Linked DNA regions of Homo sapiens: region 2 is linked to region 1. A link is an interaction called in ENCODE POLR2A ChIA-PET data of the cell type or tissue named here. Cell type or tissue: CD4-positive, alpha-beta T cell. All regions are shown on one strand. Links, peaks and the distances in the headings refer to the core of each region. The heading gives the core; the rest is flanking DNA.

Region 1 (12,246 bases), core at 927-8,926:
ATGGTCTCTATCTCCTGACCTGGTGATCCACCTGCCTCGGCCTTGCAAAGTGCTGGGATCACAGGCGTGAGCCATCGCACCCGGCCCAGATCTTTTTATATTATTGATTTATAGTTTAATTCTGATTTGGTCAGAATACTGTGTTACGAATTTCAATTATTTTAAATTTGTTGTGGTTTGTTTTTGTATTGTATTTTTGTTTCATTTTGTTTTAGTAGACTCCTGGTCTCAAGTGATCCGCTGACCTTGGCCTCCCAAAGTGCTTTACAGGCGTGAGCCACTGCACCAGGCCTGTTGTAGTTTGTTTTAAGGTCGAGGATATGATGATCTCTCTGGGTAACTGTTTCGTGTGTATTTGAATAAATATTGTGCTGTTGATCGTAGAATCTTCCTTGATTGATTGATTGATTGAGACAGGGTCTGTCTCTGTTGCCCAAGCTGGAGTGCAGTGGTTCAGTCACAGCTGTCTGCAACCTCAAACCTTTTGCCTCAGCCTCCCGAGTAGCTAGGACTGCAGGTGTGCGCCCTAATCCTTTTGCCTCAGCCTCCGGAGTAGCTAGGACTCAAGGTGTGAGCCACCACACTCAGCTAATTTTCTGTATTTTTTGTAGAGACGAGGTTTTGCCATGTTGCCCAGGCTGGTCTCAAACCCCTGGGCTCAAGCAGTCCACCCACCTTTGCCTCCCAAAGTGCTGGGTTTACAGGCATGAGCTACTGTGCCTGACCCTCTTTTTCCATTCTTTTATCTTTTTTTTTTTTAATTTCCTGACTCCTACAACTGATCATCCTTTTACTTTGAATGTAGCTATGTTTTTATATTTTAAACAAACTGCTTATAGACAGCACATGGTTTGGTCTTACTTTTTTTATATAATTTGACCTCTGTTATTTAATTGGTGTGTTTATGCCAATTATTGATATAGTTGTGTTAAAGTCTACCATCTTGCTGGTTTTTTTCTGTTTTTCTTATTTGGTCTTTGTTTCTGTTTACCTTTTTTTCTGTCTACTTTTGTCTTAAGTGGGTCTTTTTTATAATTACATTTTATCTCCACTGTTGTCTTATTGTATATTTGTAAAAATTTAACAGAGTTTTTGGTTGTTACCCTAAAGTTTAGTGGAACTTTAAAGATATCATACTGTTTTATGTCAATATACTTGGAACATTATACTCCCAATTTCATCCTCCCGTCTTTTGCATTATTGTTGTCATACATGTTGCAGAATATTGACATATGCTGTAAACCCACAAAACTTTGCTACTATTTTTGCTTTAGATAATCTTTCACAGTGATTAAAAGCAAGAAAAAGTATCTATTGTGTTGATCCTCATTTTAACGATTCTCGAGATTTTCATTTATTTGTGTAGATTCAGGTTTTTGTCTGATATCATATTTCTTCTATTTAAATAACTTCATTAAACATTTCTTCTAGTGCAGGTCTACTGATAATGAATTCGCTATGTTTTTGTTGTTTGAAAAAGGTTTTTTACTTCATTATCATTTTTGAAAGATATTTTTGCTGGGTATAGAATTCTGAGTTAATAGTTTTTTGCTTTAGTTGCTTTTTTGTTGTTGTGAAAGCACTTTCAGGATGTCACTACTTTGTTTTCTGGCTTAGTTTCTGATGAGAAGGTGGCTATGATTCATTATCTTGATTTTTCTACATATAATATGTCTTTTTTCCTCTGGCTACTTTGAAGATTTTAACTTTGGTTTTCATTTGTTTGGATACGATGTGTCCATGTGTGTTTTTGTTTGAGTTTAGTTTTTGGTATTTTCCCTGTTTGGATAAATTGAGTTTCTTGGACCTGTGGTTTCATATTATTATTTTTGGAAAATTCTTGTCCATTATGTCTTCAAATACTTCTTTTCTCCTTTTGGAATTTCAGTTACATGTTTATTAGACCATTTGATATTGTCTCACAGCCCTTGGATGCTCTATCCTTTTATGTTTTTCTTCCATTTCTCTTTGAGTTTCAGTTTGACCTATCTTCAAGTTTACTGAAACTTTTCTTAGCTCCTTTGTCTACTAATGAACCTGCTGAAAGATCAACTCTGTTACTGTACTTTTCTTAGCATTTCCATTTGATTTTTTCTTGCAGTTTCCATCTCTGCTGAAATTCCCTATTTGTTTATTCATGTTGTCCACCTTTTCTAGTAAAGCCTTTAGTATATGAATCATAGTTGTGTTAAATGCCCTGTCTGATAATTTCAGCAGTTGAGGGTTCTGTTGATTGTTTTGCCTCTTTTGATAGTGGATTATCTTAGTCTTGCCTTTATGGGTGTCTGATAATGTTAGATTGAAGATAGGTGCTGTTAGTATGATCTTTTCTGCCCCTTCTGAAGAGGCAAAGGGACTTTCCCAGGAGGTGGTATTTTCCCAGGTGGTCTCTAGGGGTTTCTAAACAAGTCATTCTAGGAGTTGTAAGGCAGGTCAGACCTTTAATAACAATGCCTTCCTTTTTCCTCTATTCCAGTTCTGCCTTCATAGTTCTCTGCCTTTGCCCAAAACTGCAGAAAATGAACAAATCCCAGGTGAGTTGTTTGTTTATTCCCCATTTTGCTTTTCAGTGCATTTAAGGAAGTTTATAAGGATCCAGAAAATGAAATAGAAAAGTATGAATAAGACACAAAGGAAACATAGCAAGAATAACTAATCAATACCAGCAGCCAAAAAGCAAATTGAGTTAATTAAATGTCTTGCATTGGTTATGAATACCAATTATTTGGTTCTGTACATTAGGTCTGAATAAATTTTATGGACCTTCATATAGATGGTGTTTTGGACAGCACCCCCAGAAACAACCAACTTTGAAAGGGTTATCACTTTATCTGTGGTTGTTTCATATAACATTCCTCAGTGCAAGTGCAGAAGATTATTGTATGTATTTGGTTTTTCCAGTCAGATTAGCCTAATGCCAGAGAATGCAGTAAATATGTGGGTTTGTATTTAAATCCCTCCACCCCAAGCAGGTACCACTGTCATTACTTTCTTGTGTAGCTTTCCAGAGCTTATTTGTACATAATTACACAAGTACAAATAAAAGCACAAACGTAAGATAGCATGTTAATCATACTGTTCTGTTTATATGCGTTCTGTTTTAATAGATTTCATTTTTTTTAGAGCAGTTTTGGGTTTACAGAAAAATTGAATGGGGAATGCAGTGTGTTCCCATATACCCCCTCATTCCCAACCCCTACCCCCAGTTTCCTTTATTATTAATATATGCATTAATGTATATTGTTACAGTTGATGAGCCAATATTGATACTTTAAAGACCATAGTTTACAGTAGGGATCACTCTCTGTGTACATTCTGTGTATTTTGACCAATATATAATGACATGTATCCATCACTATGGCATCATACAGAATAGGTTCACTGCCCTGAAAATCCCGTGCTCCGCCTATGCACCTCTCCCTCTGTCTCCCTAAGTCCCTAACACCCACTGATCTTTCTACTGTCTCATCTCCCTAGTCGTGTCTTTTCTAGAATGTCATATAGTTGGATTCATGCAGTAGGTAGCCTTTTTAGATTGGTTTCCTTCACTTAGAAATATGCATTTAAGGTTTCTCCAAGTTCAAGACAATGCTGGCCAACACGGTGAAACCCCGTCTCTAGTAAAAAAAAAAGTACAAAAAATTAGCCAGGCGTGGTGGCGGGCGCCTGTAGTCCCAGCTACTCGGGAGGCTGAGGCAGGAGAATGGCGTGAAGCCAGGAGGCGGAGCTTGCAGTGAGCTGAGATCGCGCCACTGAACTCCAGCCTGGGCAACAGAGCGAGACTTTGTCTCAAAAAAAAAAAAAGAGAAGGTTCCTCCAAGTCTTTTCTTGGCTTGATAACTCATTTCTTCTTAGTACTGAATATGTCATGATGTGATGTACCACGGTTTATTTATCCATTCACATATTGAAGGAACAGATAAACTTAGTGGCTTCTAAGTTTTGGCAATTATAAATAAAGCTGTTATAAACATCTGTGTGCAGGTTTTTTGGGGGCATGTTTTCAACTCATTTGGATAAATACCAAGGCCCCTGGATCATACACTAAGAATATAATTAATTTTGTAAGAAACTGCCAAACTCCCTTCAATGTGGCTGTACCATTTTACATTCCCACATTCTCACCAGCAATGAATGAGAGTTTTTTTTTTTTTTTTTTTTTGGTTTTAAGGAGCGGAAAGTTTAATAGGCAAGAAAGAAAAGAGAAGGCAGAAGGAAGAGGCTCCCCTGACAGAGACAGAGGGAGGGGGGCTCCAAAGCCGAGAGAGGGAACCTCCTGAATGAGAGTTTCTACGGCCCTGCATCCTCACCAGCATTTTGTGTTGTCAGTGTTCTGGATTTTAGCCATTTTATTTATTTATGTTTTTAATTTTTATTTTTTTTGAGATGGAGTCTTGCTCTGTCACACAGGCTGGAATGTAGTGGCGTGATCTTGGCTCAGTGCAACCTCCCCTTCCCAGGTTCAAGTGATTCTCCTGCCTCAGCCTCCCGAGTAGCTGGGATTACAGGTGCGCACCACCATAGCCCAGCTAATTTTTGTATTTTTAGTAGAGATGGGGTTTCACCATGTTGGTCAGGCTGGTCTCGAACTCCTGGGCTCAAGTGATCCACCCACCTTGGCCTCCCAAAATGCTGATTACAAGCGTAAGTCACTGTGCCTGGTTATGGTTTGTGTTTCAATCTCTTAATTATGTGATTTGATTTTGTTTTGTTTTTGAGACAGGGTCTCGCTCTGTCACCTAAGTGGGAGTGCAGTGATGTGAACACGGTTTACTGCAGCCTCGACTTGCTGGACTCAAGCAGTCCTCCTGCCTAAATCCCCGCAAGTAGCTGGGACTACAGGCACATGCCGCCATGCTTACCTAATTTTTTGTATTTTTTTGTAGAGATGGAGTTTTGCCCTGTCGCTCAGGCTCATCTTGAACTCCTGAGCTCAAGCAATCCATGTCCACCTCAGTCTCCTAAAGTGCTGGCATTACAGGTGTGAGCCACCGTGCTCAGCCCAATTATGTGTTTTTTAAATCATTCAGTAACATATCTTTGAAGTATTTCCATATCAGAGCATAGAGGTTGCTCATTCTTTTTTTTCCTAATCTTTAATTGTGTGACACATGTACAGAATAGTGTATTAAGACATAACACTCTTTAAATGTGTTATAACAACATATATAACAAATATATATGCATTAAAGAATAATAATAAAATGGGTGCCCATGTAGGCACCCAAGTTAAGAAATAGAACATTATCTGTTCTTTATGACAAATTTTCTGATTGAATCCACCTAGTAGATAGCCACTATCTTGACATTTTTCTTAATAGTTCCCTTGCTTTCCTTAAAGACTTTACCACTTAGATATATTCTTAATGTAATATTCAGTTGATAAACTATAACTGGGATTAATATCACTTATAGTCTTAATATAAAATTTAGTTAACAAACTATAACTGGAATTAATATTGCCTTGGTTTGCATAATCTTTTGTCTAATTGGTGGAGGTTTTTTTTTCCTTTCAGACATGTGAGATCTAAAAGATGCATCCGTGGGCCCTTTGCCAAGACTTAGGTTATCATTTATTTTTTAAATTACACTAGCTAGTGTTAGCTAAGAAGAAATGAAACCACTCATGTATTGCTGGAGATAGTATAGAATGATACAGCCTTACTGGGAGCAATGTGGCAACACCAAGCAAATTTAGCAGTGTAAAGCAGCTGTGTCTAGAAATTTGGCTACTGTTGGGGCCAGGTGTGGTGGGTCACGCCGGTAATCCTAGCACTTTGGGAGGCCGAGGTTGGTGGATCACTTGAGGTCAGGAGATCGAGACCAGCCTGGCCAACATGGCGAAACCCTGTCTTTACTAAAAATACAAAAAAAATTAGCCGGGCGTGGTAGCATGCGCCTGTAATCCCAGCTACTTCGGAGGCTAAGGCAGGAGAATCGCTTGAACCCAGGAGGTGGAGGCTGCAGTGAGCCGAGATCATGCTACTGCACTCCAGCCTGGGCAACAGAGTAAGACTCTGTCTCAGAAAAAGAAAAGAAAAGAAAAGAAATTTTGCTACTGTTGGACAAAGCCTCCCAGGAAAAGATGAGCTGAATTGAATTTCCAGGTATAGCCTGGCTTTGACTTTCCTGAGAGTTTACAGAAGTCCCGTTTGGGGAGGTTATTGGCAAGGTCATGAGAAGCATGGGGCTCAACATAGTTGGGCCGTGTGACAGGGTCAGAGTGTAGACTAGGTATTGAATTTTTGGTACGAATATAATTAGAGGGAGTGGGATGCTATGCATTTTCTGCATCTTGGTTCACTGGTGAATAGCCACCACTCAGGAGTAGATTAAAGCAGAACACTTCTGTGACATGAAATGACTGTTCTCATCTGATCCAAGGCAGTCTGGTATGGAGGGGAAAGACAGATGTCATCAGAACATGTTCAAGATAAGCCAAACCAAGTACAGTTAAGAATCTGGGCCAGGCTCACCCAGGCATTCTGCCCTCAGGTTAATAAAAAGTTGGTACAGTGGCCGCAGGTATCTTGTTGATGACAACCCTCAGAATGCCAGCTTTTGAATCACTGTGTTCCAGTCCGTAACTACAAGTAATGTGGTGTTAGTAGAGAATCAGTGCTATTTCACCATCTCCCACCGCTGTCTCCTTCCCACTCCTAGGGATTTCCTTCCTCTCTCTCATGTTGATCTTTTGTTTGCAGCGTCTCTTTTTTGGATTACTGTTGTTTTATTGAAGTACATGCTTCAGCAGCTTCTTGAGAAAGGGTTTGTGAGAGGTATGTTTTTTAGGCTGAATTTCTGAAAATGTCTTTTTTTTTTTTTTTTTTTTGAGACAGTCTCACTCTGTCTCCCAGGCTGGGGTGCAGTGGTGTGATCTTGGCTCACTGCAATCTCTACCACAGGGTTCAAGCAATTCTCCCGCCTCAGCCTCCTAAGTAGCTGTGATTACAGGTGTGTGCCACTACACACGGTGAATTTTTGTATTTTTAGTAGAGACGGGATTTCACCCTGTTGGCCAGGCTGGTCTTGAACTCCTGGCCTCAAGTGATACGCCCTCCTCAGCCTCCCAAAATGCTAGGATTACAGGTGAGAGCCACTGCACCTGGCCTTCATTCTGTTCTGGTATTTGATTGATAGCTAGGTATGAATGTGGATTTGTCCATTCCTCAGTTTAGTTCTGTCAGGCTTGATATAATTTGAAGCTGTGTTAGTCATTGCATATATGGTTATGGATGTGTGCACACATATGATTCTGTCTTCCTGATGGACTTATCCTTTTATCATTTTGAAATGCCCCTCTTTATCCCTGATAATACTGCTTTTCTGATAAAAATAAAGCCATACCTACCTCTTCTGGGTTGGTTGGTTGGTTTGTTTTGAGACCGGATCTGGCTCTGTTACCCAGGCTGGAGTGCAGTGGCTTGATCTTCACTCACTGCAGTCTTTGCCTCCTGAGTTCAAGTGATCCTCCCAGTATTTGGAACTACAGGCGTGTACCACCATGCTCAGGCAATTTTTGTAGTTTTGTTTTTGGTAGAGATGGGATCTCGCCAGGTTGCCCAGGCTGGTCTCAAACCCCTAGGCTTACGAGATCTGTCTACCTCAGCCTCCCAAAGTTCTGGGATTACAAATGTGAACCACCATGCCTGGCCCATACCTCCTTTTTTTTATGATTAGTGTTATGGTATATATTTTATTTTTGCTTCAACCTATTTATGTTCATATGTTTATAGTATATTTCCCCTAAATAGCTTGTAGTTTGGTCGTGGTTTTGATCCAGCCTGTTTCTTTTTTCTTTTTTTGAGACAGGGTCTTCCTCTGTTGCCCAGGGTGGAATTTAGTGGCATGAACACAGCTCACTGCAGCCTCAAGTTCCTTGATCCAGCCTATTTCTGTCTATTTTTTTTTTTTTTTAATTTTTTTTATTTTTTGAGACAGGATCTCTCTTTCTCACCCAGGCTGCAGTGCTGGAGTGAAGTGGTGTGATCTTGGCTCATTGCAGCCTCAAGCAGTTCTCCCACGTCAGCCTCCTGAGTAGCTGGGACTACAGGCCTGTGACAGTTAATTTTAATTTTAATTTTTTTTATTTTTTTTGTCGTGATGAGATCTTGCCTCCCAAAGGGCTGGGATTATAGGCGTGAGCCACCATGCCTGGCCTATTTCTGTCTTTTAATTGGTTTATTATTTTATTTGTGATTTTTTTTTTTTTTTTACAGGCATAGGTGAATTTCAGTGTGTCATTTTGCTATTTATTTTTAGTTGTCCTGTGTGTTCCTATTTTCCCTTTTATCTTTTTTTTAAGTGGTTGCTGTAGAGATTACAGCTTATAATCTTAACTGACCACCTCTTTAATATTTTGCATATTACTTTACAGTTCGTCTGAAGTGTTTATGGGTTAAAACTAATATATAGGTACTGTCTACATCTGCTCCTTTTGGGTTGTTTATCTCTTGATTGTTTTTGTCTTGTCTTTTTTTTTTTTTTTTTGAGACAGAGTCTTGCCCAGACTAGAGTGCAGTGGCTTGATCTCCATTCACTGCAACCTCTGCCTCCCAGGCTCAAGTGATCCTCCCACTTCAGCCTCCTTAATAGCTGGGACTACAGGCACATGTCATTATGCCCAGCTAATTTTTGTATTTTTTGTAGACATGGAATTTCGTTGTGTTGTCCAGGCTGGTCTCGAACTCCTGGGCTCAAGCAATCCACCCACCTTAGCCGCCCAATGTGCTGGGATTTCAGGTATGCGCCACATGCCTGGCCTCGTTGTTTTGGCTTGCTTGATTTCTCCTTCATTCCTTCCTTCCTTCCCTTCCCTTCCCTTCCTTTCCCTTCCTTCCCTCACTTCCCTTCCTTCCCTCCCTTCCCTCCCTTCCCTCCTTTCCCTCCTTTCCCTCCCTCCCTCCCTCCCTCCCTCCCTTCTTTCCTTTCCCTCCCTCCCTCCCTTCCTTCCTTTCTCTCTCTCTCTCACTTTTCATTTTTTTTTTTTTTTTTTTGACAGAGTCTTGGTTACCCCCAGACTGGGGTACAGTGACAACGCTCACAGTTCACTGTAGCTGTGACCTCCTGGGCTCAGGCAACCCTCCCACCCCAGCCTCTTGTGAAGCTGGGTCCACAGACATGTGCCACTATGCCCGGCTAATTTTTGTACTTTTTTTAGACAGGGTTTTGGTATATTGCCCAAGCTGGTCTCAAACTCTTGGGCTCAATTTGTCCACCTGCCTCAGCCTCCCAAAGTGCTGGGATTACAGTCATGAGCCACTATACCTGGCCCTGGTTTTGCTTTTTCACATGTCTAGCAGTTTTGTTTGTATGCTGGATATGTTGTATGATACATAGCTCCTTCTAAAAAATGTTAAGTTTTGTCTGCCAGATAGCTAAATTATTGGCAGATGATTCTGATCCCATTGGGGCATGTTTTAAGATTTGCAGGTGTGGGTGTATCGGTTTGGTCATACTCCTTTCTCCTAGGGTGTGCTCCATCCTTCTAGGGCATGGCTTTTGTGGCATCTCAACTGTTTGCCAGTATCTCTATCTTTCTGGATTCAGACTGTCCCAGCTCCTCAGCACTATGCAACCTCTGAAATCTCTAGTCAGCTCTCAGTCTCACAGTCGATGCCACTAGTTGTCTTGGAGGCTTGCCCTCCACCTACACATATTAGGAACTAGCCAAAGATTTGAGGTGAATCTTTATGCAGAATGTTAAGGCTTCTCTATGGCTTCTGTAGCGCCATCATCCTATGTCTTACTCCATTTTGTGCTGCCATGGCAGAATACTTGAGACTAGGTAATTTATAAAGAACAGAAGTTTATTTTCTTGGCTGGGCAAGGTAGCCATGCCTGTAATCTCAGCACTTTGAAGGGCCAAGGTGGGTGGATCCCTTGAGGGCAGGAGTTTGAGACCAGTCTTGCCAACATGTACTAAACCCATCTGTACTAAACCCCATCTGTACTAATCCCATCTGTACTAAACCCCATCTGTACTAAACCCCATCTATACTAAAAATACAAAATTTAGCCAAGTGTGGTGGCTAACCCCATCTGTACTAAACCCCATCTGTACTAAAAATACAAAAATTAGCCAAGTGTGGTGGCACTTGTCTGTAACCCCAGCTACTTAGGTGGCTGAGGCACAAGAATCACTTGAACCTGGAAGGTGGAGGCTGTAGTGAGCTGAGATCATGCCACTGCACTCCAATCTGGGTGACAAAGCGAGACTGCCTCAAAAAAAAAAAAAAAAAAAGGAAGAAATTTATTTTCTCACAGTTCTAGAAGCTGAGAGTCCAAGATCAAGGTGCTGGTGAAGGCCTGGTCTCTTCTTCCAGGATGGCACTTGAAATGCTGCATCCTTCAGAGGGGAGGAGTGCTGTGTCCTGGCATGGCAGAAAGCAAAAGGGCAAAAAAGGAGATGAACTCCTTTCATCAAGCCCCGTTAGAAGGGCTCCTAACCCCGCTCACAAGGGGAGGAGCCTCTATGATCCAATCACCTCTCAAAGGCCACACCTCCCAATACTTAATTGGGGATTAAGTTTCAACATGAAATTTTAGAGAGGACAAAAATACTCAAACCATAGCATTGCCCCTAGATCCTAGTTGCTTTACAGACCCAAACACCAGTTTGTATTTTTTTTTAATTTATTTAATTAATTTTCAAGATGGAGTCTTGCTCTTGTTGCCCAGGCTGTAGTGCAGTGGCACCATCTTGGCTCACTGCCACCTCCGCCTTCCGGGTTCAAGCGATTCTCCTGCCTCAGCCTCCCGAGTAGCTGGGATTACAAGGTGTGCGCCACCACGCCTGGCTAATTTTTGTATTTTTAGTAGAAACGGGGTTTCTCCACGTTGTCCAGGCTGGTCTCGAACTCCTGGCTACAAGTGATCTCCCCGCCTCGGCCTCTCAAAGTGCTGGGATTACAGGCGTGAGCCACTGCGCCCGGCCAACAACACTCACTTCTGCTTGGGCTTTGTTGTTCTGTGCCATGGTTCAGCATGATCGTAAATGTGTGGCTCTCCTCATAGATGCCTTTTGGTAATTGTAGCCCTACAGTGATTGCTCTCCTGTGCTTGCAAGTAATTATTTATTTTGTCCAGTTTTTATGGTTTGCCTGTCTGATAATTTTGAAGATACTGCTTTCTGGTGTAGTCAAGAGGTCTGAAGGCTTTCAGTCTTCTTACTTGTAACCTATTCTCTCCTGAAACTCACAGGCTTTTCTCTTTGCAGCTGGTGTTCTGAAATTTCCTTCGAATTTTTTTCTTCCATTATGCATGGTAGATTATAAGATTTCTTTATTTCACAGAAATACAAATAAAGCATAGTAGTTTTATGAAATATATATATATATATATTTTTTTTTTTTTTTTTTTTTTTTTTCCTGAGATGGAGTCTCACTTGTCATCCAGGCTGGAATGCAGTAGCACGATCTAGGCTCACTGCACCCTCCACCTCCCAGGTTCAAGCGATTCCCCTGCCTCAGCCTCCCAGGTAGCTGGGACTACAGGCGCCCGCTACTGTGCCCGGCTAATTTTTGTATTTTTGGTAGAGAAAGGGTTTCCCCATGTTGGCCAGGCTGGTCTCGAACTCCTGACCTCATGTGATCCGCCTACCTCGGCCTCCCAAAGTGCTGGGATCACAGGCGTGAACCACCGTGCCCAGCCGAAATATTTTTATGTATTAAAACAGTTGAAAGTAACTTCAGTATGGTGCAGCTTTTGAGACAGGGTCTCACTTTGTCACCCAGGCTGGAGTGTGGTGGTGCAATCTCAGCTCACTGCAGCCTGGACCTCCTTGGCTCAAGCAATCCTCCCACCTCAGCCCCCTATGTAGCTGGGACTACAGGCAGGCACCATCAAGCTGGGCTTTTTGTATTTTTTTTTTTAGAGATGGGGGTCTCGCCCTGTTGCCCAGACTGGTCTTGAACTCCTGACCTTAAGTGATCCACCTGCCTTGGCTCCAAAGTGCTAGGATTACAGGCATGAGCCACTGCGTCCAGCCCAAGTATAGGTCAACTTAATTATCCGCCTATTTTGCTGTCTAGTCAGTGCCTAACATTTTGACGTTTCCATGTATTGTGTATGTTGAAGATTTTTTTTAAATATAATTTCAACTTATTTGAGATTTGGGGGTACATGTGCAGATTTGTTACATAGATATTTTTATGATGGTGACGTTTGGGGTATGATTGATCATGTCACCAAGTAGTGAGAATAGTACCCAATAGTTTTTGCCTTTGCCCCTCCCTTCCCTACCAG
Region 2 (12,386 bases), core at 2,666-10,665, 270 kb after region 1:
AGTGTACATACCAAAAAGCACACAAATCTAATATACAGTTCAATGGAATGACACACAGTGAACACACTTGCATAACCAGGGCCCCAGCTCGAGGAACTGAACATTAGCAGCATCCCAGAAGGCCCCCTGTGCTCCCTTCCAGTCACTAACAACTGCCCTACCCCTAAAGGGAACCAATATCCTGACTTCTAAAGTCACGGGTTAGTTTTGCCTGCTTTTCAACTTTCAACAGAAGCCTGCAGTGTGTACTCTTCTGTGTCTGGCTTCTTTTATTCAACATTATGTTTGTGAGAGTCACCCACATTGTTGCAGTGTAGCTGTAGTTTATTCATTCTCACTCCTGAACAGTAAATAGTGTGTCATTGTATGACTATACCATAATCCGTTTATTCATTCTACTGCTGATGCACAACTAGGTTGTTTCCAATTTGGAGTCATTACAAACAGTACTGTTGTGATACTCCTGTGCATCCAATCAGCTTTATTTATTTATTGAGACGGAGTCTTGCTCTGTCACCCAGGCTGGAGTGCAGTGGCGCGATCTTGGCTCACTACAACCTCTGCCTCCCAAGTTCAAGCGATTCTCCTGCCTTGGCCTCCTGAGTAGCTGACATTACAGAAGTGTGCCACCACACCCAGCTGATTTTTATACTTTTAGTAGAGATGGGGTTTTATCATGTTGGCCAGGCTGGTTTTGAATTCTGACCTCAGGTGATCCAGCCGCCTTGGCCTCCCAAAGTGCTGCGATTACAGACAGGAGCCACCGCACACGGCCTCCAATCAGCTTTTAAATACTTCACTTATAATGTACCAAGGACCACCAAACACTTGAGAAAAGCCTCCAATATGAAAGGCAAGATTCAAGACAAACAGAAAGGAATTCAGAGGAAACAAAATTAGTGCAGAAAGAGGGGATGGGGAGGGGGACAGATTAAAAACTTAAGGAAAAAGGATTTGTAATTAATATCCTGAAAGAGGTAAGAGAAACTGTGGCATCCATGGAATAAAAATAAGACTTTTAAAATAATTCAGAAAAATGAAACAAACAAAAAAGCTCGTAAAAACTAAAACAATGATAAAAGAGATTTAAAAAAAAAAAAAAAAGGTAAACCAGTGGCTCACGCCTATAATCTCAGCCCTTTGGGAGGCCGAGGCAGGTGGTTCGCCTGAGCCCAGGAGTTGAAGACCAGCCTGGGCAACTGTGAAACCCTGTCTCTACAAAAAAATACAAAAATTAGCTGGGCTTGGTGGTACACACCTCTAGTCTAAGCTGAGGCAGAAAGATCACTTGAGCCTGGGAGGTCAAAGCTAGAGTGAGCCAAGATCACACCACTGCACTCCAGCCTGGGTAACAGAGCAAGACCCTGTCTCAAAAAAATAAATACATAAATTAAAAAATTTTTTAAAGGCGATGAGAAGGAGCCAGCTGTGTGAAAATCTGGAGAATAAGCATTTGAGGCTGAGGTGGAAACAATCAATATCCAAAATGGAATTCTGTTTGACATCCCAAACACCAAGGGCTAAGTGACAGTGTTTCATGAAGAGAGCAGTGAGTTCCTGCTTAAGACAGCAATCTGAACATAGAAATGTAATTTTACTTCCTCCTGAACCTAGTGAGACCCCATATCTAAAAAAAATTTTTAAACATTAGCCAGGCATGGTGGAGAATGCCTATGGTCCCAGCTGCTTGGGAGGCTAAGGGGAGGATCACTTGAACCCAGGAGGTCAAGGCTGAAGTGAGCCATGAACACGCTACTGCATTCCAGCCTGGGTGACAGTGAGACCCTGTCTCAAAAACAAAAACAAAAACAAATACCACCCCAAAATACAAAGAAACACAAATGTATTTACCTTTTTATCCAGCAGTCCCACTTCTATCCCAGAATATATAATAGTTTATTCACTCAGTACTGTTTGTAATAACAAAAAATTAGAAACAACTCAAGTTGTCTCACAGTAAGTGACTGGCTGAAAATGCTATGGTCCATCTAAATAATGGAATACCACAGTCATTACAATGCAATGTGTAAAATTTCTATGTATTTACCTCCAAGATATACTCTTAAGTTAAACAGAAAAAAAAGGAGAGGAAAAGCAAAAGAACAGTGTATGAAATATGCCAGCTCTGGATGAGGAAAAAGGAAGAATTAAGAATATGCTTATATTTGTTTGTATATGGAAAAAGCGACACTAGAAGGATAAACAAGAAACTAATGAAAACAGCTCCTTATAAGGGTCAGGATAAAACAGAGTAGAAGCAAGAGTTCACTGTGTTTATCTCTCTACAGAACTTTGAAAATCTCTTAAATTCAAAAGTTTGAATAAATAAACATAACTGTATACCAAAATGATAACATAACCACATAAACAAAAGATCTATTCCCAGGACTTTAAAAACAGTATTCTGACTATACATCTTCATCAAGATGCATTCCAAAGACAAAAAAAAAAAAGTTCTACTCTGTGTAGTAACATCAATGCTGGTATTTTGAAACTATTTCCTTTATATCATAGGTTAAAGCAAGTAATTAATCACGTTAGGAATCTAGATCTTCAGAATAAGAGAAATGACACAATTATAAAATCAAAGAAATTGGCTGGGAGCGGTGGCTCATGTCTGTAATCCCAGCACTTTGGGAGGCTGAGGTGGGTGTATCACCTGAGGCCAGGAGTTCGAGACCAGTCTGGCCAACACAGTGAAACCCCATCTCTACTAAAAATACAAAATTAGCTGGGTGTGGTGATGCATGCCTGTAATACCAGCTACTCAGGGAGCTGAGGCAGGAGAATTGCTTGAACCTGGGGGGCGGAGGTTGCGATGAGCTGAGATACACCACTGCACTCCAGCCTGGGCAACAAGAGTGAAACTCTGTCTCAAAAAAAAAAAAAAAAAAAAAAAGAATTAAGAATATCAATATGAACTCTAACCCTTTTTTTTTTTTTTTTTGAGACGCAGTCTCGCTCTGTCGCCCAGGCTAGAGTGCAGTGGCACGATCTCGGCTCACTGCAAGCTCCGCCTCCCGGGTTTTACGCCATTCTCCTGCCTCAGCCTCCCGTGTAGGTGGGACTACAGGCGTGCACCACCTATGCCTGGCTAATTTTTTTTGTATTTTTAGTAGAGATGGGGTTTCACCATGTTAGCCAAGATGGTCTCGAACTCCTGACCTTGTGATCCGCCGACCTCGGCCTCCCAAAGTGCTGGGATTACAGGCGTGAGCCAACGCGCCCGGCTAACCCTTTTTAAGTATTTCCTAGTTTTGTCCACTACACAAACGGCATATAAACTACATCATTCTGGTAACATCAAGCATCTCTAAAGTTCAAAGTTGAGACCATTTACCACAAAAAGGCTCCCTAAAAAAAAAAAAAAAAAAACTCATTTCAGGTCTGAGGCAAAGAAAGCACAAGGTAAAACCAGGACATTTTTCTGTGCCAGGAAGTCAGGAAGCTATTTAAAAATAACAGATCAAGGCCAGGTGCAGTGGCTCATGCCTGTAATCCTACCACCTTAGGAGGCCAAGGTGGGTGAGTATGGGGGGGAATGCTTGAGCCCATGAGTTCGAGACCAGCCTGGGCAACAGAGCAAGAGCCTGTTTCTATAAAAGATTTTTAAAAAATTAGTCAGGCATGGTGGCACGCACCTGTAGTTCCATCTACTGGGGAGGCTGAGGCAGGAGGATCACTTGAGCCCAGGAATTGAAGGCTACAGTAAGCAGGACGCCGACTCATAAAAAATAAATAATAATAAAAAAAGATCAAATTAAAAGGATACAAGATCCAGCCTGAAAGAGCTCCTACTGGCCAAAGCAGTGAAGACCTGAACATTAAAACAGGTAATTGTTAGAAAATGAAAACACACTGAATAAAAATCTGTGAGCCCCTCATGATATTAAAAAGACAGAAAAAAAAATTTGTACCATTTTAGACTGCTATTTAAAATTACTACCTATTTTGAAAATTGAGGGAAAAGAATTAAATATTTATATTGTTCCAATTGATAAAGGAAAGCTATACTTTACAGAAAAATGTCAACCAATAAATACAGAAGAACCACAGAATTAGAAAGACATCACTTCTCAAACTCTAATGACAGTAGTAGTTTAGGCAAGGGTTATTAAGTAATGCCAAAAAGCAATTTAAGAAGCTGGGTGTGCCAGAGGCATCTGAACCAGAGCAACTCCATCCTGAATAGCGACTGGGTAAAACAAGGCTGAAACCTGCTGGGATGCATTCCCAGGAGGTTAAGGCATTCTAAGTCACACGATAAGCTAGAAGGTTGGCAGAAGATACAGGTCATAAAGACCTTGCTGATAAAACAGTCTGCCGTAAAGAAGCTGGCTAAAACCCACCAAAACCAGCGCCATGACAGCTTACAAATGCCATGGCAACATCAGGAAGTTACTCTAAATGGTCTGAAAAGGGGAGGCATGAATAATCCACCCCTTGTTTAGCATATAATCAAGAAATAACCATAAAAATGGGCAACCAGCAGCCCTTGGGTCTGCTCTGTCTATGGAGTAGACATTCTTTATTCCTCTACTTTCTTAATAAACTTGTTTTTACTTTTCTGTATGGATTTCCCTCGAATTCTTTCTTGTTCGAGATCCAAGAACCCTCTCTTGGGGTCTGGGTCTGGATCCCCTTTCAGGTAACAGGTAGTCTCAGCTACCTCAGAAGCTCTCTTGAGCCCAGGAATTTGAGTCCAGACTGAACAACACAGTGAGACCTTCATCTCAAAAAAAAAAAAAAAAAAAAAAAAATTAAAAAGCAATTTAAGTTTTAACCATTAAGTATACTGCCACAGGGAATACTTTTCCAGTTCTAAAAGTTCCAAAGGAAAAAACAAGTATACAAGAGAGGGATCAGACTGTTATCACCCTGATTTAATAGTCACCACTATAGTTATCAACCAGATATTGTGTCTTCTGATGCTATTCAAACATCAGATGTCCATTGATAATGCATTCTGGCCAAAGTATTTCATTGGAACCCATCAAGCATTTAGATCTAACTTCTGATTTACAGAGAACTGAAGGAACAAAGGAACTAAAACAACGCCATGAGGGAATAACCAGACAAATCCAAGAGGTGAGACATGCTGCAGGATGTATGGCTTTGATCTTTTCAGCTATCTATGCCATTATAGAAAGGGGAGTGTGCTAGATTAAAAGAGACTCAAGGATGGAACAACTGGATAATATGTGTAGTATTGAACTCAACTGTGATTTGGACACACAAGCTATAACCATTTTGGAAAATTTGAGTATGATCTATATATAAGATAAAACATTTACTAAAATAAATGGGTAGAAATCATCCACTAAAAAGAGTAGGTTGAAAAGCGATGTGAGTAAATACAATTGCAGGCTGAGGAAAAAATACAAATATCTATACCTAGGTGTAGAAAAAAATCAGAGTGAGTTTTCACTAAAGGATTGACATGATAGTCTCTAGGTAGTTCAACTATTTTTTTTATTTTTAAGTGATTTTTAATTTAACTGTCTGCATTTTCTAATTTTCTATAAAGCTCTGCACTACTTTTGAAAACTTTTGCCTGTTTTCATCATAAAAACAGGCAAATGTTGTAGACAGTTCAGACAAGTAGATGCACATGACTCTGGATCTTAAACATGTAAAAAGATGCTTAATCTCATTAATAATGAGACAGCCATGTGGGAGGGGGTCCCTGGAGAATCTCCGGCCAGCCAGCAGACTAGGAGGCATGCGCACTGGGGTGGAGCCACAGAGGTTCCTGCTGTTTGCAGCGGGGAGGAGCCCGGCCCCTCTTCTTCCTGTGTGCAACCTGGGATTCAAAGCTGCAAGGCAGGAAGCACAGCAGCAGGAACTCTGGCCTTGCAGAGTCCCTGTTCCCCCTTTTTTCCCTTTTCACCCAATAAAACCCTGATTTACTCAAGCTTCAAATTGTCTGTGAGCCTAAATTATCATGGCTGTGGGACAAGGACTCCATCTTTAGCTAAACTATGGAAAAGTCCTTCATCAGTAAGAGATAAGAAAATTTTAAATTATACATACAAAACCCCCCAAAACCTCAATATCAAATTCCATGCAGTTACTATGAGGGAAAAAAAGATAGTAAGAATCAGAATAACATCCCTGTAGACAATGTAGGCACAAAAGGAACAAATCTTGTCCAAAGACTCAGAGCTTCCAATAACCTTTCTAGTGCCCCAAGCATAAATATGAGCCAAACCAACTAAGAATCAGTATAAATCCGAGAAAGCCTCTTACATAATAAAACCCTAAACAAGCATACAAGGTGAATAAAAAATCACCCTGGAAGAAACAAAGCCTGTATTTCCTCATTTTATGAGGCCTGCATTATCTGATACTAAAATCACACAAGGAAATTACCAAAAAACTACAGATCGATATCCCTCATAAACACAGATGCAAAAATCCTCGACAAAATACGGCTGTCCCTCCATATTTCTGGGGAAGTGGTTCCAAGATCTCCCCCACCCCACACCAAAACCCACAGATGTTCAAGTCCCTGATATAAAATGATGTCATATTTACATATAAACTATGTACATCCTCTTGCATACTTTAAGTCATCTCTAGATTACTTACAACACCCAATATAAGTGCTATATGAATAGTTGTTATACTGTATTGTTTAGGAAATAATGACAAGGAAAAAAGTTTGTACACATTCAGTACAGACATAACCACCCATTTGTTTTCCCAAATACTTTCTCTCTCTCTCTCTTTTTTTTGAGACGGAGTTTCGCTCTTTTTGCCCAGGCTGGAGTGCAATGGTGCGATCTCGGCTCACCGCAACCTCTGCCTCCCGTGTTCAAGCTATTCTCCTGCCTCAGCCTCCCAAGTAGCTGGGATTACAGGCGCTTGCCACCACACCCGGCTAATTTTTTGTATTTTTAGTAGAGACAGGGTTTCACCGTGTTGCCAGGATGGTCTCGATCTCTTGACCTCGTGATCCACCTGCCTCGACCTCCCAAAGTGCTGGGATTACAGGCGTGAGCCACTGCGTATGGCCTCTTTTTTTTTTTTTTTTTTTTTGAGACAGAGTCTCGCTCTGTTGCCCAAGCTAGAGTGCAGTGGCATGATCTTGGCTCACTACGATCCTCCCGGGTTCAAGTGATTCTCCTGCCTCAGCCTCACGAATACCTGAGACTACAGGTATGCACCACCACTCCCAGCTGATTTTTGCATTTTTGGTAGAGACGGGGTTTCACCATGTTCGTCAGACTAGTCTTGAACTCCTGGCCTCAAGTGATCCACCCACTTCAGCCTCCCAAAGTGCTGGGATTACAGGTCAGAGCCACCACATCCAGCCTCTTAGAGAGTCTTAAAACTGTGATCAAAAAAAAAACACGTTTTTAGAGGTTAAGGCAGAAGGATCGCTTGAGGCCAGGAGTTCAACGTGTCACTGAGCTGTGATCTTGCCACTGCACTCCAGCCTGGGTGACGGAGCAAAACCCTGTTTCTTTTAAAAACAAACAAACAAATCCAGGTTTTCTCACACCTGTAATGCCAGCACTTTGGGAGGCTAAGGCAGGAAGATTGCTCAAAGCCAGGTGTTTGAGACCAGCTTGGGCAACATGGTGAGAGACCTCATCTCTACAAAAAATAAAAAATTAGGCCGGGCGCAGTGGCTCACGCCTGTAATCCCAGCACTTTGGGAGGCCGAGGTGGGCGGATCACAAGGTCAGGAGATCGAGACCATCCTGGCTAACACGGTGAAACCCCATCTCTACTAAAAATACAAAAAAATTAGCCGGGCCTTGTGGTGGGTGCCTGTAGTCCCAGCTACTCGGGAGGCTGAGGCAGGAGAATGGCGTGAACCCGGGAGGCAGGGCTGGCAGTGAACCGAGATGGTGCCACTGCACGCCAGCCTGGGTGACAGAGCAAGACTCCGTCTCAAAAAAAAAAAAAAAAAAATTAGATGGGCATGATGGTGTGCATCTGTAGTCCCAGGTACCTGGGAGGCTGAGGTGGGAGGATCACTTGAGCCCAGGAGTTTTAGGCTGCAGTGAGCTGATTGCGCCACTGCACTCCAGTCTGGGTAATCAAGCGATTCTCGTGCCTCAGCCCAGTAGCTGGGACTAATTTTTGTATTTTTAGTAGAGACTGGGTTTCACCACGTTGGCGAGGTTGGTTTTTTTTTGTTTTTTGAGACGGAGTCTCACTCTGTCGCCCAGGCTGGAGAGCAGTGGTGCGATCTCCGCTCACTGCAACCTCCGCCTCTTGGGTTCACGCCATTCTCCTGCTTCAGCCTCCCGAGCAGCTGGGACTACAGGCACCCGCCACCTCGCCCGGCTAATTTTTTGTATTTTTAGTTGAGACGGGGTTTCACCACGTTAGCCAGGATGGTCTCGATCTCCTGACCTTGAGATCCGCCCACCTCGGCCTCCCAGGTTGGTCTTTAACTCCTGGCTTCAAGTGATCTGCACTCCTTGGCCTCCCAAAGTGCTGGGATTACAGGCGTGAGCAACTGCACCCAGCCTTTTTCCAAATATTTTCTATCTGCAGTTGGTTGAATCCATGGCTGTGGAAACCACAGATACAGAAGGCTGACTATATTAGCAAACCAAATTCAGCAATGTATAAATATATCCTGACCAAGTGAGCTGTCTCCCAGAAATAAGTCTGTCAGAAATTTGAAAATCAAACACTGTAATCCACCATATTAACAGACAAAAAAAAAGAAAAACCACATGTAATTAAATCAATAGATGGAGAAAAAGCATTTGACAAAATTCACCTCTCTGAAAATTAGGAACAGAGGGGAACTTATCTAACATGATAAAAGGAATCTCTGAGGGACAATATATGCAGACTGCCAAGGTTAACATTCCAGCTAAGTTACTATCTAACTGGATGAATTTCAGCCATTTGCTTAGACTTTGTGCCTCAGTTTTTTCATCAGTAAAATGCAGAACACAATTAGCACGTACAGTGTTAGGTGACTGAGTTGGTAATAAGTTACTCAATGCTAAAGGGTTTAAACGGCAGGCAGACAGACACACACGGCATCTGTGAAAAACCTATAGCTAACACCACATCAAGTGGTAAAACACTAGTTTCTTTTCCCCCTTAAGATTGGGAAAAAGGCTGCCAGACGCGGTGGCTCACGCCTATAATCCCAGCACTTTGGGAGGCTGAGGCGGGCGGATCACGAGGTCAGGAGATCAAGACCATTCTGGCTAACACGGTGAAACCCAGTCTCTACTAAAAATACAAAAACTTAGCGGGCGTGGTGGCGGGCGCCTGTAGTCCCAACTACTCGGGAGGCTGAGGCAGAAGAATGGCGTGAACCCAGGAGGCAGAGGTCACAGTGACCCAAGATCGTGCCACTGCACACTCCAGCCTGGGCAACAGAGGGAGACTCCGTCTCAAAAAAAAAAAAAAAAAGATTGGGAAAAAGGCAAAGATGTCCCCTCTCACCACTAGCATTCAACATCATACTGGAAGTATAAAGTACAACAAGGCAAGCAAAATAAATATAAAAGGTAAACATATTGGAAAGGAAGAAATAAAACTGTTTCTATTCACATTTGACATCACTGTCTGTGTGGAAAATCCCACAGAATCTACAAAAACCTCCAGAACTGGTAAATGAGTTTAGCAAGGTTGTAGAATACAAGGTTAGTATGCAGAACCTGTATTGTATTTCCATATACTAGTTACAAACAATTAGAAATAAAAACTTTTTACACCTAAAAAAAAAAGATACAGACTGTATTCATAGACTAAAATATAAGATCGTTAAATTGTCAATTCTTCCCAAAACGGTCTACAGATTCAATGCAATTCCAAACAAAATCAAAGTAGGATACTTTTTCGAGAGATGAACAAAGTGATTTTACAATGCATATGGTGGCCAGGCCTGGTGGCACACGTCTGTAGTACCAGCTACACAGGAGGCTGAGGAAGGAGAATCACTTGAACCTGGGAGGTAGAGGTTGCAGTGAGCAGAGATCGCGCCACTGCACTCCAGCCTGGGCAACAGAGTGACACTCCATCCCCCTCAAAAAAAAAAAAAAAAAAAAAACTATATGGAAAGGCAAAGGAACAAGAGCAGCCAAAACTATTTTGAAAAAGAATAAAGTTGGAGTACTCTCTCTACCTGATTTCAACACTTAAATCAAAAACAGTAAATGAAACTGTGGAAACAGAGGCCCAGAAATAAACCTATACAAGTATGGCCAGTTCACTTTACAGAAATACAAAGGGAATTCGATGGAGAAAGAATAATCTTTTCAACAAATAATGAAAATACTGGACATCCAGATGCAAAAGAAAAAAAAAAAAAGAATCCATAACTCATATCTTATGCAAAAATTAACTGAAAATAAATAATGATAACTGATTTTTTAAAAAAGTAAATGCTGGCCGGGCACGGTGGCTCACTCCTGTAATCCCAGCACTTTGGGAGGCCGGGGTGGGCGGATTACCTGAGAGGTCAGGAGTTCAAGACCAGCCTGGCCAACATGGTGAAACCCCATCTCCACTAAAAATACAAAAATTAGCCAGGCGTGGTGGCAGGCGCCTATAATCCCAACTACTCGGGAAGCTGAGGCAGGAGAATCGCTTGAACCTGGGAGGCGGAGGTTGCAGCGAGCTGAGATCATGCCACTGCACTCAAGCCTGGGCAACAGAGCAACACTCTGTCTCAAAAAAAAAAAAAAAAAAAAAAAAAAAAGTAAAGGCCAGGCACTGTGGCTTATGCCTATAATCCCAACACTTTGGGAGGCCGAGGTGGGCGGATCACCTGAGGTTGGGAGTTCAAGACCAGCCTGACCAACATGGAGAAACCCTGTCTCTACTAAAAATACAAAATTAGCCAGGCGTGGTGGCACATGCCTGCAATCCCAGCTACTCAGGAGGCTGAGGCAGGAGAATCCCTTGAACTCAGGAGGCGGAGGTTGCAGTGAGCCAAGATCATGACATTGCACTCCAGCCTGGGCAACAAGAGCGAAACTCTATCTCAAAAAAACAAAAACAACAACAAAGTAAAACTATGTAACTTTTACATAGGAAAATACACTATCTTTGTAATCCCGAGTTAGGCAAAAAAGAGTTCTTAGATATGATTCCAAAAGCACAACCCATAATAGAAAAATTTGACAAACTGGATTTTATCCAAGTTTAAAAATTTTACTCTGCAGGCCAGGCATGGTGTCTCATGCCTGTAGTCCCAGTTACTACAGAGGCTGAGGCAGGAAAATTGTTTGAGCCCAGGAAGTAAAGGTTGCAGTGAGGTGAAATCGTGCCACTGCATTCCAGCCTGGGCAACAGAGCAAGACTCTGTTTCAAAAAAACACCAAAAAAAATTGCTGTGCAAACACTATTAAGAGAATGAAAAGACAAGCACAGAGACAAAACACTGCAAAACAAGTATGTGACAAAGGAGCCGGGGGTGGTGACTCAGGCCTGTACTCCCAGCACTTTGGGAGGCCAAGGTGGGTGGATCACTTGAGGTTGGGAGTTGGAGACCAGCCTGGCAAACATGGTGAAACCCCATCTCTACTGAAAATACAAAAATTAGCTGGGTGTGGTGGCGAGTGCTTGTAATCCCACCTACTTGGGAGGCTGAGGCAGGAGAATCGCTTGAACCCGGGAGGTGGAGGTTGTGGTGAGCCAAGATTATGCCACTGTACTCCAGCCTGGGGGACAGCGAGACTGTCTCAAAAAAAAAAAAACAAAACAAATATCTGACAAAGGACTATATCCAGAATATATAATTCCAAAACTGAAAACAACCCAATGTTTTAAATGGACAAAGAATTCAAAAGACACACCAAAGAAGATAAAATGATGGCAAACAGGAACATGAAAAGAGCATCAACATCCTTAGGGAAATGCAAACTAAAGGAGAAATTAGCTAATTTTTTTTCTTTTTTTTTCGAGACAGTGTCTCGCTCTCTTGCCCAGGCTGGAGTGCAGTGGCACAATTCCGGCTCACTGCAACCTCCACCTCCTGGGTTCAAGCGATTCTCCTTCCTCATCCTCCCAAGTAGCTGGGACTACAGGCATGCACCACCATGCCCGGCTAATTCTTTGTATTTTTTAGTAGAGACAGGGTTTCAACATATTGGCCAGGCTGGTCTTGGACTCCTGACCTTGTGATCTGCCTGCCTTGGCCTCCCAAAGTGGTGGGAATACAGGCATGAGCCACCGCGCTCGGCCCCAAATTAGCTAATATTTAAAACAAAAACAAAAACAAAAAAATCTGACCACCCCAAGTGTTGTTGAGGATGAAGAGCAACTTGAACTCTCAAACTTGTTACCAACAGCAATCAAGCCACAAAAAAATTTAGCAGCTTCTTGTAAAGTTAAACATACACATACTACAAAACCCAGTAATCCCACTCCTAGATATTGACTCAAGTGAAATGAAA

Evidence for each region. Peaks named below come from ENCODE experiments on the same cell type or tissue, not always from the same donor. Only the 100,000 strongest peaks of a DNase experiment are listed, where the experiment ranks them.
Region 2: POLR2A ChIA-PET joins it to region 1 with 5 read pairs; 6 of 35 experiments call an interaction of 5 or more read pairs at or near these places.

What each region holds. Positions count from the first base shown.
Region 1 is chr16:75,150,433-75,162,678 of GRCh38, forward strand. It overlaps ZFP1 (ZFP1 zinc finger protein), which reads left to right. Exons shown (of 4, transcript NM_153688.4): 2 at 2,477-2,534. The coding sequence starts at 2,520. Among named protein-coding and RNA genes, the nearest start is that of ZFP1, 8.0 kb to the left of the region's middle. In CD4-positive, alpha-beta T cell, for the core only: no CTCF peak of the experiment used is centred there; no DNase peak of the experiment used is centred there.
Region 2 is chr16:75,415,377-75,427,762 of GRCh38, forward strand. All of the region lies in intron 1 of CFDP1 (craniofacial development protein 1), which reads right to left. Among named protein-coding and RNA genes, the nearest start is that of CFDP1, 12 kb to the right of the region's middle. In CD4-positive, alpha-beta T cell, for the core only: no CTCF peak of the experiment used is centred there; a DNase peak (open chromatin) is centred at 5,755; H3K4me3 peaks cover 399 bases.